3 separate regions of the Mus musculus genome follow, and regions 2 and 3 are each linked to region 1. The links are chromatin loops, found by intact Hi-C in ENCODE. Cell type or tissue: left cerebral cortex. All regions are shown on one strand. Each heading gives the region's core, and the rest is flanking DNA. Links, peaks and the distances in the headings are about the cores only.

Region 1 (5,329 bases), core at 112-5,111:
AGCGTCACCCGAGGCCCATGGTAGAGATGTCCCCATTTTGCTGTAACACGCCTAACCTGATATTTCCTATAGTTAAAAAAAAAAAAAGATTTATTTATTTACTTATTATGTTACAGTGTTCTGCCTGCATGTATTTCTGTGGGCCAGAAGAGGGCACCAGATCTCATTATAGATGGCTGTGAGCCACTATGCGGTTGATGGGGATTGAACTCACGGACCTCTGAAAGAACAGCCAATGTTCTTAACCTCTGAGCCATCTCTCCAGCCCGTATTTTTTTTTTAAGTGCTCTGATATATGACTTTCTTTTGTCCTGCTATTATAAAAACTTCATGAGACTGGCACCATGCTGGAACATGGAATTCGGAGCACGTTGAATCTGTGTTCCCAGGCTATGGAACTCACCTTCGGCTTCAGAATAAACAGTATCTTTTTTTGAGGGGAGAGCTGTATTTTTTGTGCTGGCAGCTGACAGAAGCAGGCAGGGAACATTTCTTTTTCTCTAAGCTTCCAACTAGCACCTGGGTGGTGTGAGCGTTCAATCCCGTGGGTCTGTGAAAAGCGTTCCCTAGGGATGGGAGATGCTGCCCAAGGCAATCGGCTCTATCCAGCCCTTGCCTTCTCTGTCCCCCTCGATTCCCTCACTGCAGAGATTGTGTGGCAGAGATTGTGATTACTACCATTTTATATGCCCTGGAAAGTTGCATTTATTTACGTTGACTTCCTTCTTAACCAGCGGGGGTGGGGATGGGGGGGTGAGACGGGACGACGACGACGACAGTTCTAAGGTTCTATCAGGTGGACATGACCTACAAGGGCTGGCGGACGGATGAAGGTCACAAAATCAGGTTCGGCCTCTGATTCAGGAGCCGGGAAGGCGATGGAAGTGTATCCCTCCTGAGGGTGTGAGTCCAAGCTTAGGAATTTATCAACGTGTGTCTGGGATCGGATGCAATGAGCCTCTTCCATTTTCTCATGAAACAAAAAACTAGTTTCTGATTAAAGCTGGCTGGGACTTCCTGAGATACGGAAATTAATTCATCTGGAGATGGTGGGGGTATCCTGTCTTTGTCTGGCTTAACAGATAAATAGTCTCATTTGCATGTGGGGATCATGTGTACTCCCCGACTGGTGAGAGAGCAGTGACGGTGACATTGAATTTGCATATCCCCCCTTCACTGATGTTGGCAGGGCTCCTTTGAAGGTGTCCTGGATTCTGGATCTATCCTCCCCTGTTCTTGTTGGAGGTCCTTTTGCTCTGTGCCTCCTCAGGTCACATTCAGACGCTGGTGTGGCAAAACCACAGTGGTTTGAGATGAGGAGGCTTATTTCATTTTTTTGCATGACACAGCCTTCACATAGCAAGGGGAAAATCACTCCGTGCTGCTTTCTCTCAAGCATCCCTCCATCATTTAGAGTTGATGCTGATTTTTTTTTGCATAAAGCTCACTGTGGCAAGTGTTTTAGACTTTGTCTCCTTTATTTTCTCACTACTCAGTTGTGCCCTTTTAGTTCAGGAACACCCATGGTCAGTGTGTAAAGGACCAATCATGGATGGGTGAAACTTTATTTGCTAGAACTGTCGGTTGGTGAGGAGGAGAAGAGAATCTGGCGAGTTAAGCTTTCATTACTGTATCCTAATTACACAAAATAGAGGATTTCATGATGACATTTTCATACGTTTGTATAATGTGCTTTGATTACATCTACCCTTCCATCACCTTCCTGAATCCTTCCTTCCCCCACCCCCAGGACTCCTTCTCAACTCAAACACCTCCTCCCACTCTTAGGCTTGCTTTAAAACATTCACGGTCTTCTGTTCATGAGAGAAAGCAAGTAGTGTTGGTCTTTCCAAGTCTTGCTTCACCTTCAGCCCCATATATTTTCCTAAATGAAATAATGTCATTCTTCATGACTGAACGTAACTCCACTGTCTATAGATTATTCATTTCTATATGAATTCATCTGCTGATGAAAACCAAGGCTGACTCCATTTTCTGGCTCTTGTGAATAGGTTTTCATTCCCTCCCTCCCTCCCTCCCTCCCTCCCTCCCTTCCTTCCTTCCTTCCTTCCTTCCTTCCTTCCTTCCTTCCTTCCCACCATGTAGAAGCCGTTTATCTAGATCAACTTTCCATCCCTTCAAGCACCCATTTGTTGGGATCTATACATTTTACAATTTGGTGGCTTGGCAGGCTGAGTGAGAAGGGTCTAACCTCGGGAGCTGTTGTAAATATCAAGTGTGTGACATCATTTTCTTTAAGCCACCGTGGCTCTGTTTGAATTCCTGCACCCGTATGGTGAAATTAAATTTGTCTGTCTACCTTAGTTCTCTGGTTAGACTTCTGAGTGCAGACAGCCTTAGGCTGCCATCCTCAGATTTTTAACAAATGTATAGTCGCGGAAGTCCTGAGCCTTTTATCCTTTACTGTGAGGGCCTGGGTCTTTCAGATCACTTTAGGTATGTGTGACCTCCTTTTGTATTCTCAGACGGTGTATACAGTCAGAATCTCCCCTATACAGGGCCGGGAGAGTCTGCTTTTGCTATTTAGCAGCCATAGGATTCTCTTAAGCTATGCAAAATAAGAGACTTTATTTCATCCACTAGAGGGCGCTGTGCACCAAGGGTAGCCAGTTCCATCCTTTCTGTTAGAGGGATGAATTAAGGATTAATGAAACCCATATTCAAACCTTGAAACTATATCACCTATCATAAACCACAAACCAAAACACCACACTAGCAATGTACTTTATAAAAGGAAGAAATGCAATTTATTAGCAACTTGCACACTCCAGAAGGTACAGGCCTTCTCATTAAATCAACCGAACGTTTCTTTTCCTTTCTCACAAACCCAGGCTGTCTGAATGAAGGTTGTCTCAGTGTGAGCTGCTTAGCCGAAGTCCTTAGGATCTTTGCGGGATGGGGTGGGAGTGGGGGTGGGGGATGACAGCTTCAAGTTTGGTTCTGTTAAAAACAGAGCCCTTTGCTAAAAACAGAAGCCTTTGGAAAGCACCTTCTCCCACAGGAAAATGACTTAACACTTTAGAGAAACTTACAATTAATATAAAAAATACAACTGTCCCCTAAGTGTTCAAATAGATGATGCCAATAGCTAACAGGGAAGACTGAACATGAACTTTGAGGCATATGAACTTTTTCTTGCTGCTACCGATTTTTAAAAGCTTTTCATTACTATAACCACACGTCTATATCTCTGTGCTTTGAAGGAAAACATTCAAATTCTCTTCCCTTTCCTTCCTTCCCTTCCCTTCCCTTCCCTTCTCTCCCCTCCCCTCTCTTTCTTTCTTCTCTTCTCTCCCCTCCCCTCTCTTTCTCTTCTCTTCTCTTCTCTTCTCTTCTCTTCTCTTCTCTTCTCTTCTCTTCTCTTCTCTCCCCTCCCCTCTCTTTCTTTCTTCTCTTCTCTTCCCTCCCCTCTCTTTCTCTTCTCTTCTCTTCTCTTCTCTTCTCTTCTCTTCTCTTCTCTTCTCTTCTCTTCTCTTCTCTTCTCTTCTCTTCTCCCCTCCCCTCCCCTCCCCTCCCCTTCCCCTTCCCCTTCCCCTTCCCCTTCCCCTTCCCCTCCCCTCCCCTCCCCTCCCCTCCCCTCCCCTCTCTTGCTCTTTCATCTTTTCCCCTTTACCGTCACCCCTCTCCAAATTCTACTTAGCTGCTAAGCCTTCCCTTGAATTCTGACTGCCCATAAGGTTCGTGCCCTCTGCTCCATGGTTTTCTTGCCTGTCATGGAGTGCCTGTCTCTGAGGCTGTTATGAAGTTTTTACAGCATTCTTTTTTCTTTTTTCTGTAACTTTCAACTTTGCAGATTGTTTTCTCTCCCTTCCCTTCCCCTTTCCTTTCTTTGTGAGTCTGATGATTGCATCTAGCACTTCACAGCACAGCCAAATGAACACCCCTTGCCAGTCACATAGGACACAAGGCTTCTCTTGAATCTTAGCTTGTGCTGTCCAAGAGTCATCCAACCAGGCACTCACGGAACCACCCCTTCTCTACCTTATGCCCGGTTCCCTTGCAACCCTCTCATGTTGCTGCCATATAAGAAAACACATTTAATTTCAGACAGACTAGTTATTAAACGTAAGATATTAAGGACATTAAAGGCAATTCTCTGGTGTTATTTTTTCCACCCTGGAGTTCACATACCTTTTCCTGATGAATCTTTTTGTCATTACCAGGACCACTCATCTATTCTTAATGGCCTAGCAAACCTCATCATAGGCCTTCTCCTGAAATGTTGCTCTCTGGAATTTTATCTCCTTTATTAGGTTAAGTTGTTGCATTGAATCTGGTGAACAGATTTAAAGTTGGGGCAGCAGTAGAGCAGATGCTACTGACTGGTCACCCCCAAGGTGACCAGGCCAAGCTTTTATGGAAACTGTGTTATTTAGACCGTATTTCGATTTTAGACTCTTATCTCCACTAAAAATTACATTTATTTCTTTCTTTATTTATTTGGTGTGTGCATATGTGTTGGCACGTGCATACCGTGACATGCATGTGGGAATCAGAGGACCGCTTTCAACAATCTGTTCTCTCCTACCATGTGGGGCACGGGATTGAGTTTAGCTAATTAGGCTTAGTGGTAAGTGCCTTTACCCACTGACCCATTTGCTGTATGTCTATGCTATACACAAGGGAACTGAGAGCTAAAAGGAAGTCAAGAAACGTGATGTAATTGGCCCAGCTAGCCAATGGCAAGAGGAGAGGGGAGGACACGGAGTACACTGGCTTCAGGACTGCTCCCATCTTCCAGAAATGTGCTCTCCTGGTGAGAATTTGAGTCTAAGAAAGGACAAAGGCCAGACCGTGTATGAAAATAGAGCTCTGACTCACAGTCTGGAGCAACCAGCCGGGAGAACAGAGCCATCATTTAGAGGAATCAGCAGAGGAAGTCAGCCTGCCGTCTCCTTTCAGGCTAGCAGGAAGTCAGGTCACTTCCTCTATCAGCTGCTCCAGGAAGGCAAACAATCATACGATTGGCCCCAAATGGCCGAGATTTGAGTACTGTCTGACAGCTTCCATAATTGTTGTCTGTACTTCCAGTTTAAGACCAACCAGGGAAAGTCAAATATATATCCCTAACTAGTCATGTAAGATACCATGATTCTAGTAAGCCTGCTTCAGCTTCCTTAGGCCAACAGACGTCCCGATGGGCAAGCATAGAGCTGTTTCTTTCCCCTCCATACAATGTTCCTTCTCTCCTGCCTACCTCTGAGTTTTGCCAAATGCTGTGGCAGTGTCTGGCTTCTCTACTTAGTAACAACCTCTGAATAGAGTGTACACACCTTCATTTGGTTAGTCTTCATTTATTTCCTCACTG
Region 2 (5,329 bases), core at 113-5,112, 240 kb after region 1:
AGACTTTCCTCTGTACATCCCCAATGCTTCTTTCTTTTTTCACATGGGCATCTTTGGTGTACCATATAATCTTATTTAATATCAATATACCCATAGCCTGTACAGTCTTCAAATACTGTTATACTGGGGCAAGGTCTTTAACAGAAACCTTAGGGGAATCAAATAGAGTCTAACTATAAGTTTAAATAAGAGCTTCTTATAAATTAACTGTGAATTGAATTGCTGAAAGTTACTGTGTTGTTTTAGGATCCTACAGAGTTCAGTTCATATCACTACGAATGTCAGGAGCATGTTTGGGATCTGTGTACATGGGGCATATATCTCTTGCCAACAAGGTCTTAATGAATAATTCCTCTTGGCAACCCTGTCAGTCACATTTTTGTCTTCCATTGGTCAAAGAGTAAGCATATAACCCATGCTTTGCTGGTGGTGTGAGAGGGTGATTCAACAAGAAATACATATTGGCTGCTCCCAGTTATTGACAAAAGAACTTCTGAAACTTGTGGAATTTCTCCCATAATGAATGAAAATAGAATCCTTTGGTATTCAGACTCTCTTTCAATATACCCAAATTTATGCTAACGAAGGGACTCTTGGGTTGCCCTAGATAGCTTTGGAATGATGTTGGTTGCCAAGGGAACTAATCCTATAGTTACAGATAGACCTAGAGTGGGCTAGAGATGGAAGCAATCACTATTGAATAATGGTTTAGGCAATCAAGTACACAGACTGGAGCTTCCTAACTCCCTGAATGGACAGGGAGTGGCGTGCTTCTAGGCCAGTTACAATGTTCAGGTCCTTAGAATATGACATGTCCTGAGTGGTATGGAGGTCTTGTCTTTTTTACCTCAACCTTTGCTCCACACATCTTTTCCACTTGACTCTTTTTTGAGTTGTAGCCTTTACAATAAACTGGTAATAGGTAAGGTGCTGGCCTGTGTTCTGTGAGATACTCTCATAAACTGTCAACAGTGGTCAGTTAGAAGCACATGAAGTCCAGGTTTGGAGTTGACACCTTAAATTGGGACAGCTTTGTGAAACCGAATCCTCCACCAACCCTGAGGAGCTATCAACAGAGCAGAATGGAATTAGAGGGCATTTGGTTGAGTGGGGAGTAGATAATTGGTTGATAGGAAGAAACTCAGGAATTTGGTACCAGGAAAGAGGCAAAAATAGCTAAGACTGTATAATAGTTATTTTTACACAGCTATGACTATAACAGTTGAGATTTTTTTTTTTTTTTTTTTTTTACCCAGAGGGCTTTTAGGAGTTCAGTCCTTGGCCTTTTGTTCCTTTCTCTTTGACAAATATCACTTGATGTGGTGCGGCAGATTCTCAGTCTCTCTCTCTCTTTCTCTCTCTCTCTCGTTTTTTCTTCTTCAATACAGAGTTTTTCTTTGTACCCCTGGCTGTCTTGGAACCCATTCCATAGACCAGGCTAGCCTCCAACTCACAGAGAGCTACCTGTCTCTTCTTCCAGAGTAGTGAGAGTAAAGGCGAGTTCTACCACCACCTCGCTATGGCAGAATTTCTTAACTGCACAGAAGACAGAATGCAGAGAACGAGGAAGGGACTGAAAAGTAGGAGTAATGTTCCCCTTCCAGCTAACACCACTACCGGCTGGAGACCATGCATGAACATGTGAGCCCATGGGAGACATTTCATATTCCAGCTGTAACAGGCTGGTGAAGATAATGCCCTCCTGACATCTTGCTGGTGTAATATTTGGGGCCAAAACAAAATGTCTGAGTGCTGTCTCCCTGGAGAGTGGACACAGAGCACCTGACCATTGCTTCCTGTCATTTATGTCCATCCTCACCTGGGTCATGGTCTTTACCATGGACACTTGACTTCCCTTTCATTCCTTCCCTGACTCTGGATGATTATGTTTGCAAGTATCTAGAGTTTGTTTTTGATGATCGAAACAACAACAAGAAGAACAACAGCAGCAGCAGCAGCAACAACAACAACAGAGACAGCAGCAGCAGCAACAACAACAATGTTCTTATTGTCACACAAGGCTTGTCATCATTATAGTGCTCTGGTTGTCTATCTCTGAAAGCAGCTCCTAGGTAGCAGCTCTGCAATTAGTGACCAAACACACCAACCCCAGTTCCTCAGTAATGTGGTCCTGATGTGAGTCATGATGTTGAGTTGCTGTGGTTACATAAAGGAAGAGATGGACTTTTTATAGGTTTGACTTTCATTGGCGATTTTGGAAAATTCCCGTCTTGTTTTCATTTTTAATGCATTCGGCTTGCCTCGCATCCTTAATTTTCACAGCTATTTTTATGAACATGGCACAGATTGGAAACTCATGGGGTCTTTTTTTTTTTTTTCTGCCAAAGTAGGATCTGGATCAAAGAACCTCAGTCCCACTGTCCCAGAGGGATGGTCTACCAGGTGCCTGTCCTTTGGAAATTGACTGTGATTATCCATAAGCAGCTAAAGAGCGCAACCCCTTTGTATACAGATACAAAGCAAAGCAAACGGAGGCCGAGTGACAGGTGTGAGAGCCGTCTGCTTAATGAGTATCCGATCCTTCTGGGGTAATAAATAGTTAAGGCTTTAGAAGAGGAGCCGCACAGATGTCAGCTTCTTTATTTTGACTTAGGAAGAGGCAAGGAGAACATAAAAGTTCCCAGAGAGGCTTTGCTTTCCCAGCTGTGGCCACGGCCACCTCCTCAGCCGGCAGGGCCAACTGCCTTCTGAAGAGAGAGCAGATTTTTTTCCGAGCTTTCTGGAAGTGGAGGACTGACATAGGTGTTTGTAATGGCAGGGAATGCCAGCATGGGCAGAGGTTCAAAGAGAATTGGGAACTAACAGTACTTTTTTCACAAATAAAGAAAAAAAAATGAAGAAATAGGTTTCGGAGCTTGAAGCTTGTAGACGCTAAACTGTGTCTTATTTATTATAGCTTGAAAAAAAATTTTCCCTTCAAAGTTTAAATTTGCTTTCAAGTTTACTTTACTGTGGAGCGGTTTGCATAAATTGCTTTGTGGAATGATGTCAAATTCCTGAGTGTGAAGGGTAGTCTTATATCTAGTGTTATAACAAGATACGCTGTTTCCTGTAGTCCTTAAGCAGGTGACAGATTCCTAGGGCTTAGAAAAAATATCTTTTTGTCTCCGTCTCTCTGTTTCTCTAGCTCTCTGTCTGTGTCTTTCTCTTTCTCTCTGTGTGTATAGGCAGTCTAAAAGTGGTCAAGAACCAAGGCGGTACTGATGTTTGTATCATATTTGACTCTTGCTGAAAGCTGCCCCTTCAATATTGGACATGCACTTTTATCCTTCTGATTTCACATTCAATGTTGTATTTTCGCAATTAATATTTGCCAGAAAATTCTAAAGACTCAGCTCAGGTACCAGGTAAGGTTTGAATTTTAGACATTCGCTTTTGATGTTAGAATTTCTTGGAGAGGTGAAAGGCATTTGAATAGCCTTTGTTAAAGACAAGTCCCCCCCCCCCCCCCCTTCTAAGAAGCCAAAGGTTTCATTTAGTCCACATCTCAAATTCAATTTAAAGCCTAGGCCTATCTCTTTCTTCCAATAGTTTTCTTTTGTGTTGTACCTGAGCTCATCACTTGCCATTCTCAAACTTGGGAGTATCTAATTCCTTGAATTAAAATATAGTCTGCTGGAGATATGGAGTGGATTTTGCTTTTCTCCACAGTTCTAGATGGAGAGACATTGAGCACACCATAGCAGGGTATAGGAAAACAAGGTCACACATGTAAGATGGACTCAGTTTGGCTTATTCCTTGGCACTGTGTTCACTTGTAACAACTTGGGGGAAGGTTAAACAATGTGTACAGAGTATTTCAGGCAGACGTACATGCAGGCAGATATGCATACAGCTAACCTAGACCCATTCTTATGTGCACCATTGTAGTTTATACCCACAGATCCAGGGAGCATTAGTGTTCAGTGTCAGCCCAGCAGAATATCTGACATTAATTAGCTTTGTCCCAGATCATCTCCCCAGCTTTACGTGAGAAATGAGCAATATTTAATCACTTGTAGGATGTTTACTTAGCTCCTTTATTGGTAATGAGAGCACCTAAAAGTTAAAAAGCAAAACAACAACACTAACAACAACAACAACAACAACAACAACAAAAACCAAAAAAACCCCCACCACCAACAAACAACAACAACAACAACAACAACAAAAAACCAAACCAAACCAAAAAACCCCTTCAGTCCCTACCCCAAGCCCCAGAGACCCAAAGGAAGCAACGGAATGCTGTTAGTCAAAATGGATCAGCCATCCAGAGCAGGCAGAGTTATCCATCCTAACCATACCAAGGCCATTCTTTCAGAAGTTATCCACTCAGTTAGAAAAGATTTCTAGCAATTTGAATGAGGACTTTATAATGAGCAAGGTAGGTGAAGATCTGTGATCTCTTGCCAAAACAATTAATGATTTATTTGTTTACATGTTCTACTGTTCTCTGTACAATCATAAAATTCCTTTAAAACAAAAGATAAGTATGGACATTTTGTCTGCATGTATCTCTGTGCATTAGATGAGCGTCTGGTACCCATGTTAAGTGGAACTGGATATCAGACGCCTCAGAACTGGAGTTACAGGCTGTTGTGAGCCATCATGCGGGTGCTGGGAATTGACTGCAGACCCTCTGGAAGAGCAGCCAGCGCTCTTATCTGCTGAGCTTCTCCCCAGTCCAGTCATATGCCTCTTACTGATTTGTTCACTGCTACTTCATGGGAAATAATACCTCTTTATCTATTCAAATAAGTCAGCAACCAATCATGGACTGTAAACTGTGACATGGCACCAGACTGAGCCCCAGGGTATGGCCATGGAATGGCTAAGCATCATAAGGTTCTTTGTGGCAAAATAAGACAAAAATAATCATCTTTGGCAAGACAACGTTTCTGGAGTTGTGCTTTGAGAAAACAAAACAAAACAAAAAGCAGCCAACCCTTTATTACATCCAGTGTGCAATAACACGGCTGGAGACTGATAGAGTGCTGGTCCAGTTTGTATTTTACCTGTTAAAGGAGATTTATAGAGAACTCAGAGGGGCTCAACAGCTAAACATTTTGCTTATGTTCTAATTGGAAAGGAGAATTTAATTTTCCTGACAATTATGAGGGAACAAAGCATGCCCTTAAACGGAAATTAAAAAGTAAATGAGTCAGCCAGTTCGGCGCATGGTGGTTCTGCAGCTTCTCTATTGACTCCATCAAGTTTCATGGCTTATGGTAATAAGAATGGCCTACTATGTAAGAGAACGCTTTTTTCCCTCTCTGTGTGAAAGATGGAGCTCTTTACCTCAGGAGGAATTTAGAATTGGGTCACCTTA
Region 3 (5,329 bases), core at 162-5,161, 1.4 Mb after region 1:
AATTTTTTTTTTGAGACAGCTGTGCCCTCTGGAGGTGGCATTTGGGAATTAAATAAATCTGTCTTCAACCAGTAACAATGACTTTTCCAAAGAACTGGACATGTATTGGAAACGTACAGAAGGCTTAGAAGGTTTCATTTGTGGTCCTTTCTTTGTATTAAACCAACTTTCAGTGAGTACTCATTTAGAATTTCAATTTAGACCTGTTCACATGGGTGCCCAACATTCTGGGGAGGAATGTTCAGATCTGAAAGACAGTCATCAGGGACTTGGCTGGATGTTATAAAGAGAAAGAGCCGTGCTCCCAAATCCAGTGCCTCCCAGCCTGCCCTGCTGGACTACAGGGAGAAGCTGCCCAGTAGCTTCCTGCTCTCTACCCCACTTCCTGCTTCTCACCCAGCTTCCCACTTCCCATCCCACCTCCTGGCATTTCTAGAGAGAGCTTGACCAGCCAGGCCAGCAAATGAATCTGCATTGTCTTTTCAGAAGAATCCCTACCTCTTATCTTCAGTTTGTCTATACATATTTGCTTTTCAAGTAACAGCAGGTACATGTCTCCACCAGTAGACTACGTTATTCCAGTGGGAAGCATATGAGAAAATAAGTACACCTTTGTTGGAGTTTTTGAGATAGAAATTAATAAAGTTAGCTTTATGTATTTAGAATTTCAATAAGACAGGAGAGGGAAAACTGAAGGAGATAATTGTGGGAGGAGGATCGAAAGAAACAATCCCCCAGAATTGTCCTCACTTGATGCTAGAAAAGAACAAAGCACAGAGAGAGGGATGACATCTTAATTGTGCTTGCTGGGATGTGAGTGAATGCTGTTTGTGGCATCTTGAAATGAAGCAGAGAAAGGAAAAGAATTGAGTAATGCCAGTGTGCGGAGAGGGAGTGTAATTACTATCAGTCGGAGCGGAGGGGAGCAAGCCCAAATACCAGTGGGATGTGGCTCTTGCAGCTGTGTCTGCAGGTGGGACTGAGTAGGAGGAGGTTGTGAGGGAAGGAGGCAGTGTTCTTCTGGCTGCACCTGCATCTTGATTCTGATTCCCAAGGTTGGCCCAAAGGCATCTCCTCCTCCTCCTCCTCCTCCTCCTCCTCCTCCTCCTCCTCCTCCTCCTCCTCCTCCTCCTCTTCCTCCTCTTCCTCCTCCAGGAAACAAACTCCACTGAATAAATAGCAGAGTTACCAGCGTCCTACTACCAGGCTCTAGTTCCAGCTTAGGGAGGTAGCCTGAAGTATGGATTCTTAATTCAAGGTCACTAGCCCTTTGCACCTTTCTCTCAAAGTGCCTCTATCCTGGGCTCCTTAAAGAGGCCCAGAAGCAAAGACATTTCAAAGAAGACTACTTTGAGCCCATGGACATTACAGGTGACCTCCTGTTCCCACCAAGAGGACATGCTCAACTTCCCCAAATATGAAACCAAGCATTTAAGGAACATCGGTGGTCAGGACAGGGACGTAACAAGCTATGTCAGGCTGCCCTTCCTTGCCCAGATCACTTCATCTGTCTTCATCAGAAGCCTACTCATGAGTCTTCTGAGACTGCTGCACCTGTGTTCCAGCACCTCAGAGGGCACTGGCAGAGAGCCTCACTGCCCACCATCACACACTGCCTGGATCTTGGACCCAACCATTTCAGAATGACCAGTCCCCTAGGTAGGACAGAACCAAGGACACAGCTGTGTGATCTTGGATGGGTAATAAGATCTAGGATGCAGCCATGGGATACTAGTTACCTGCTGTGAGCCTTGGGCTTCTCGTTATGGAAACTGATGACACTAATATCAAAGCCAGAGCTACCAGTCATGATCATAGGCTCATCAGCTCGTTCATTCATTCATTCATTCATTCATTCTTCATTCAGCAAACAAGCCTATATATTCCAGGCTCTATGGAGGCACTGGAAGAACTCTACTCAAAGCTGCCCTCTAGGACCTCAGCTCCAGAAGACTTAACTGAAAGGATGACCTAGGCCTTTCATCTGTAAGACTTCCTAGCCCAGCTTCTAGCACATACAGTGCCTTTGGGAAACATTGCTGCTGCTTAAAATTAAAGGTTAGCATCCCCATCTGTTCTGTCTTCTTCTTGCAGATGAGAGATTGCCAAGTCCCAGAGCCAGGCAAAAACCTTGTTTGATGAACAAAGGATGCGACTGAAGCTCCTTAGAGGATGGAAGAGAGGAGGAGGGGGAAGGCTCTGTGCCCCAGTGAGACAAACAACCCTGGGACCGATCACCAGCCTGTGGCTACCTTCACAGAAACTCCTGGTTATCTGGAAGGTAGCCTTCCTTCAGGAAAGGACATCATATATTTGAGAGACTGACCAATCCCAAGAAAAAGGGAGCTTCTTTTAGCCAGAAGGTGTGGATCTGCTCAGGGGTCACCTTTCCCCCATGACTAACCTTCCCACTAACACCTTCTGTAGGCATCCTGGAGTTAGCCACTGTCACCCCATTTGAGGCAGTGTTTTCAGAGGCAATTAAAAAAAAAAACCTTTTCGTCAGAGTTCTCCATCAAAAATCTGATCTGAGATGGTCATTTACACTACTGCTTTGCAAACGGCAGCTCTTGGGCAAATGGAAATGTTCCTCTTGACTAGCTAAATTTTTGCAGTGTTCAGCTCCTCAAAATAAAGATGGGGTCTCTATCATTTTTCTACCTACTACAAACAAGACTTTTTTTAAAATGCATTTTAGAAAGATTCATTGGACTTCCATTGTTACAGAATAAATCATCACCAATTTTGTAGCTAAATCTGTTCATATTTATTATCTCATGGTGTGCATGCTGTAGGCACAGAACCCTGAACTCCTCTTGAGATGCACGACAGGCATCCTTCTCTGGAGGCTCTACTGTGAAGAGATGCTCTTCCAAGCTCCCTCTGGCCATGAGCAGAATTCCCTTCCTGTGGGCACAAGACAGAAGTCCTGCTGTTTTGCTATCTGTTGGTCAAGGATCACACACAGCTCCTGGAGGCCACTCTCTGGTTTACTATACTTCACAATAAGGCCCCTTTCTATTGGTCCTCTCATTCTTCCAAACTTGTCTAAAACTCTTCTGATTACATAATAGTCTTGCTGGTCAGTTCTCAGTCTCTAATGAGGAACAAAGCCATGGGCACAATAGCTTATCATATTCACAGGGAAAGGGATTATAGTCTGAGTTGCTGTAACAAAATGCTGTACACTGGGTGATTTCACAAATATTTCTTCCAGTTCCAGAGGCTGGAAAGCCAACGATTAAGGTGACAAGTGACGCAGGTCCCGCTGATGACCTCTCCTAGGTTGGCAGAGTCACACCCTCATTCCCATCCCTCATTCTCACAAGGCAGCAGGAAAGACCACCATCCACCCTTAACACAGTACCACTGAGGATTAGAGCTTGATCATTTACACTTTGGGAAATTAAGATGTCCATCCCATAGCAACAGAACATACAAGGGAGAGGGAGTCTTGCAAGTCACCTTAGATTTCTGTAGAATTTACTTGTAAAGAAAATAACAAGAACATTTAAAGCTCACATAATATACTCGCTGCGGACATGAGGTTTCTAGCTTACAAACTCATGTTGAAAGGCCACATGGATCCATGACTGGGAGAACCTCTCTCTCCCTATCAGCTCTTTAGACTTTAAAATGGCCCTGTTGCCCCTATTCACCTCTGTGCAAATGGGAATTTAAGTCATCATAGGGATTCAGAGAATTAAAGCCATTACCGAGTGCCCGGGGTACAGAAGGCCACTGTCATCACCCCGTGGAGCCTTTGATGTGGCACTGAGACAGCAATTAAAACGGAGAGGTCAGGAGAACATACCTGTGGCCAGAAAACAGCTCTGACCCCTTACCTTGGACTGCTCATCAGGACCTAGTTTCTGAATATCCATTTTCCATCCTTTCTGCAATTAAAATAACAAGATTTTCTCCAAGATCTTTATAATACTGGGAGATAAAATGGAGCACCCCAGTTAGGCTAGAGAGATGGCCCAACATGTAAAGTGCTGGCCATCCAAGAGCTAAGTTTGATCATGTTAAAAATCTGGGCGCAGTGGTACACGCCTGTAATCCCAATGCTACCCAGCTAGAAACAGAAGAGACTTCCTAGGACTTACTGGCAAGCCAGCCTACCAGAATTGACAATCTCGGAGTTCTATTAAGAAACTGTGTTTCAAAAAGTAAAGTGGAGTGTCACTGAGGGAGACTTCTGATGACAATTTCTAGCTTACACACACACATACACACACACACACACACAGAGATACATACACACACATGCACACACACACTCATGCCCACATGCATACACAGGTGCACACACATGTGTTCACACCACAATCAATGCACTATGCAAATGACAAGAGGAAAGGGATCAGGAAACCTACAGTCAGCTTAGACAAGCTGTTTCTCGTGGTATAGACAACATACCTAGCACAATGTGGGGATCCATGGGGCTTACAGATGCCCATGAAGCACAGCATCTGGACTTAAGCATATACTGTCAAATTAGTAAGACAGTGCTTTCACCCAGTGGACAGTTTAAACCTCTGACAGGACTGTGTCACAAGAGTCCTGTGTTCAAGAGTCCTACTCATAAACTCCTACCCAGAGCCTGGGAGCTTGCGGCCTCATGAGGTGGTCCAGTCAGGCAATTGGAGCCGCTGATTCTGCTAAGGTACCACGCTTCGGGTGCTCGGCCTAAGGTGTTTGCCAAAACAGACCAACATGCAATGGTATGAAGAGGGCCAGAGATAGACAGTCAGAAGCACCAATGGCTCCATTCTCTTCTGCTGGTCAAAGGAAAAATCAGGTCAGATGGTCCTAAGAGGGCCTGTTGGCATAGAAAGGAATAAGATCTGTTGCTGTCACAGACTGCTGAGTTGCTCAAGGCTGAAAGCAACAGACAGGCTGTTCTACAGTTCTAGGGGGCAGAGTTTTACATCAGTTCGCCTGGGCACCAACAAGGTTTCAATGGGGCCATGCAATTTCCATGAACTTGAAAGCAGATCCATTTTTTTTTCTTGCCCTTTCAAACAGCTAAAGAAAACCTGCATCCCTTGGCTCATGGATTCGTGGAGCTCAACCTCTACAGGCACTATCAGGGCTGTTTCTCTGACTTTACACCTCTCTCTTTAAAAATGCTATTTGTGATTGTACTGGGCCCCATCTTGACATCCTAGGGCACTTTTTTTCCCCCACTAAGTTCTACCAATGGCCCTTTTGCCAGTAAGATAAATTCCTAGTGTAAGGGATTAGAATATGAGCATTTCAAGGATCCATTTTTCTTCCTAACAGGAGTGTCTATCTGAGTTAGATACCAGTGAGCAACCCACCC

What was found. Peaks named below come from ENCODE experiments on the same cell type or tissue, not always from the same donor. Only the 100,000 strongest peaks of a DNase experiment are listed, where the experiment ranks them.
Region 2: it touches region 1 in a loop (4-fold over the local background); 12 of 42 quality-filtered maps call a loop at or near these places.
Region 3: a loop joins it to region 1, with 5 times the contacts of the local background. A loop is called at or near these places in 16 of 42 quality-filtered maps.

What each region holds. Positions count from the first base shown.
Region 1 is chr10:91,295,401-91,300,729 of GRCm38, forward strand. No RefSeq gene overlaps it. Among named protein-coding and RNA genes, the nearest start is that of 4930534H03Rik, 77 kb to the left of the region's middle. In left cerebral cortex, for the core only: CTCF peaks have their summits at 129 (motif pointing right) and 2,600 (motif pointing right); DNase peaks (open chromatin) are centred at 196, 2,601 and 4,870.
Region 2 is chr10:91,534,921-91,540,249 of GRCm38, forward strand. No RefSeq gene overlaps it. Among named protein-coding and RNA genes, the nearest start is that of Gm40736, 130 kb to the left of the region's middle. In left cerebral cortex, for the core only: no CTCF peak of the experiment used is centred there; DNase peaks (open chromatin) are centred at 2,144 and 2,558.
Region 3 is chr10:92,652,567-92,657,895 of GRCm38, forward strand. Gm31822 (a long non-coding RNA gene) reads left to right here. Exons shown (of 3, transcript XR_380678.2): 3 at 2,095-2,288. Among named protein-coding and RNA genes, the nearest start is that of Gm31822, 11 kb to the left of the region's middle. In left cerebral cortex, for the core only: no CTCF peak of the experiment used is centred there; DNase peaks (open chromatin) are centred at 277 and 2,118.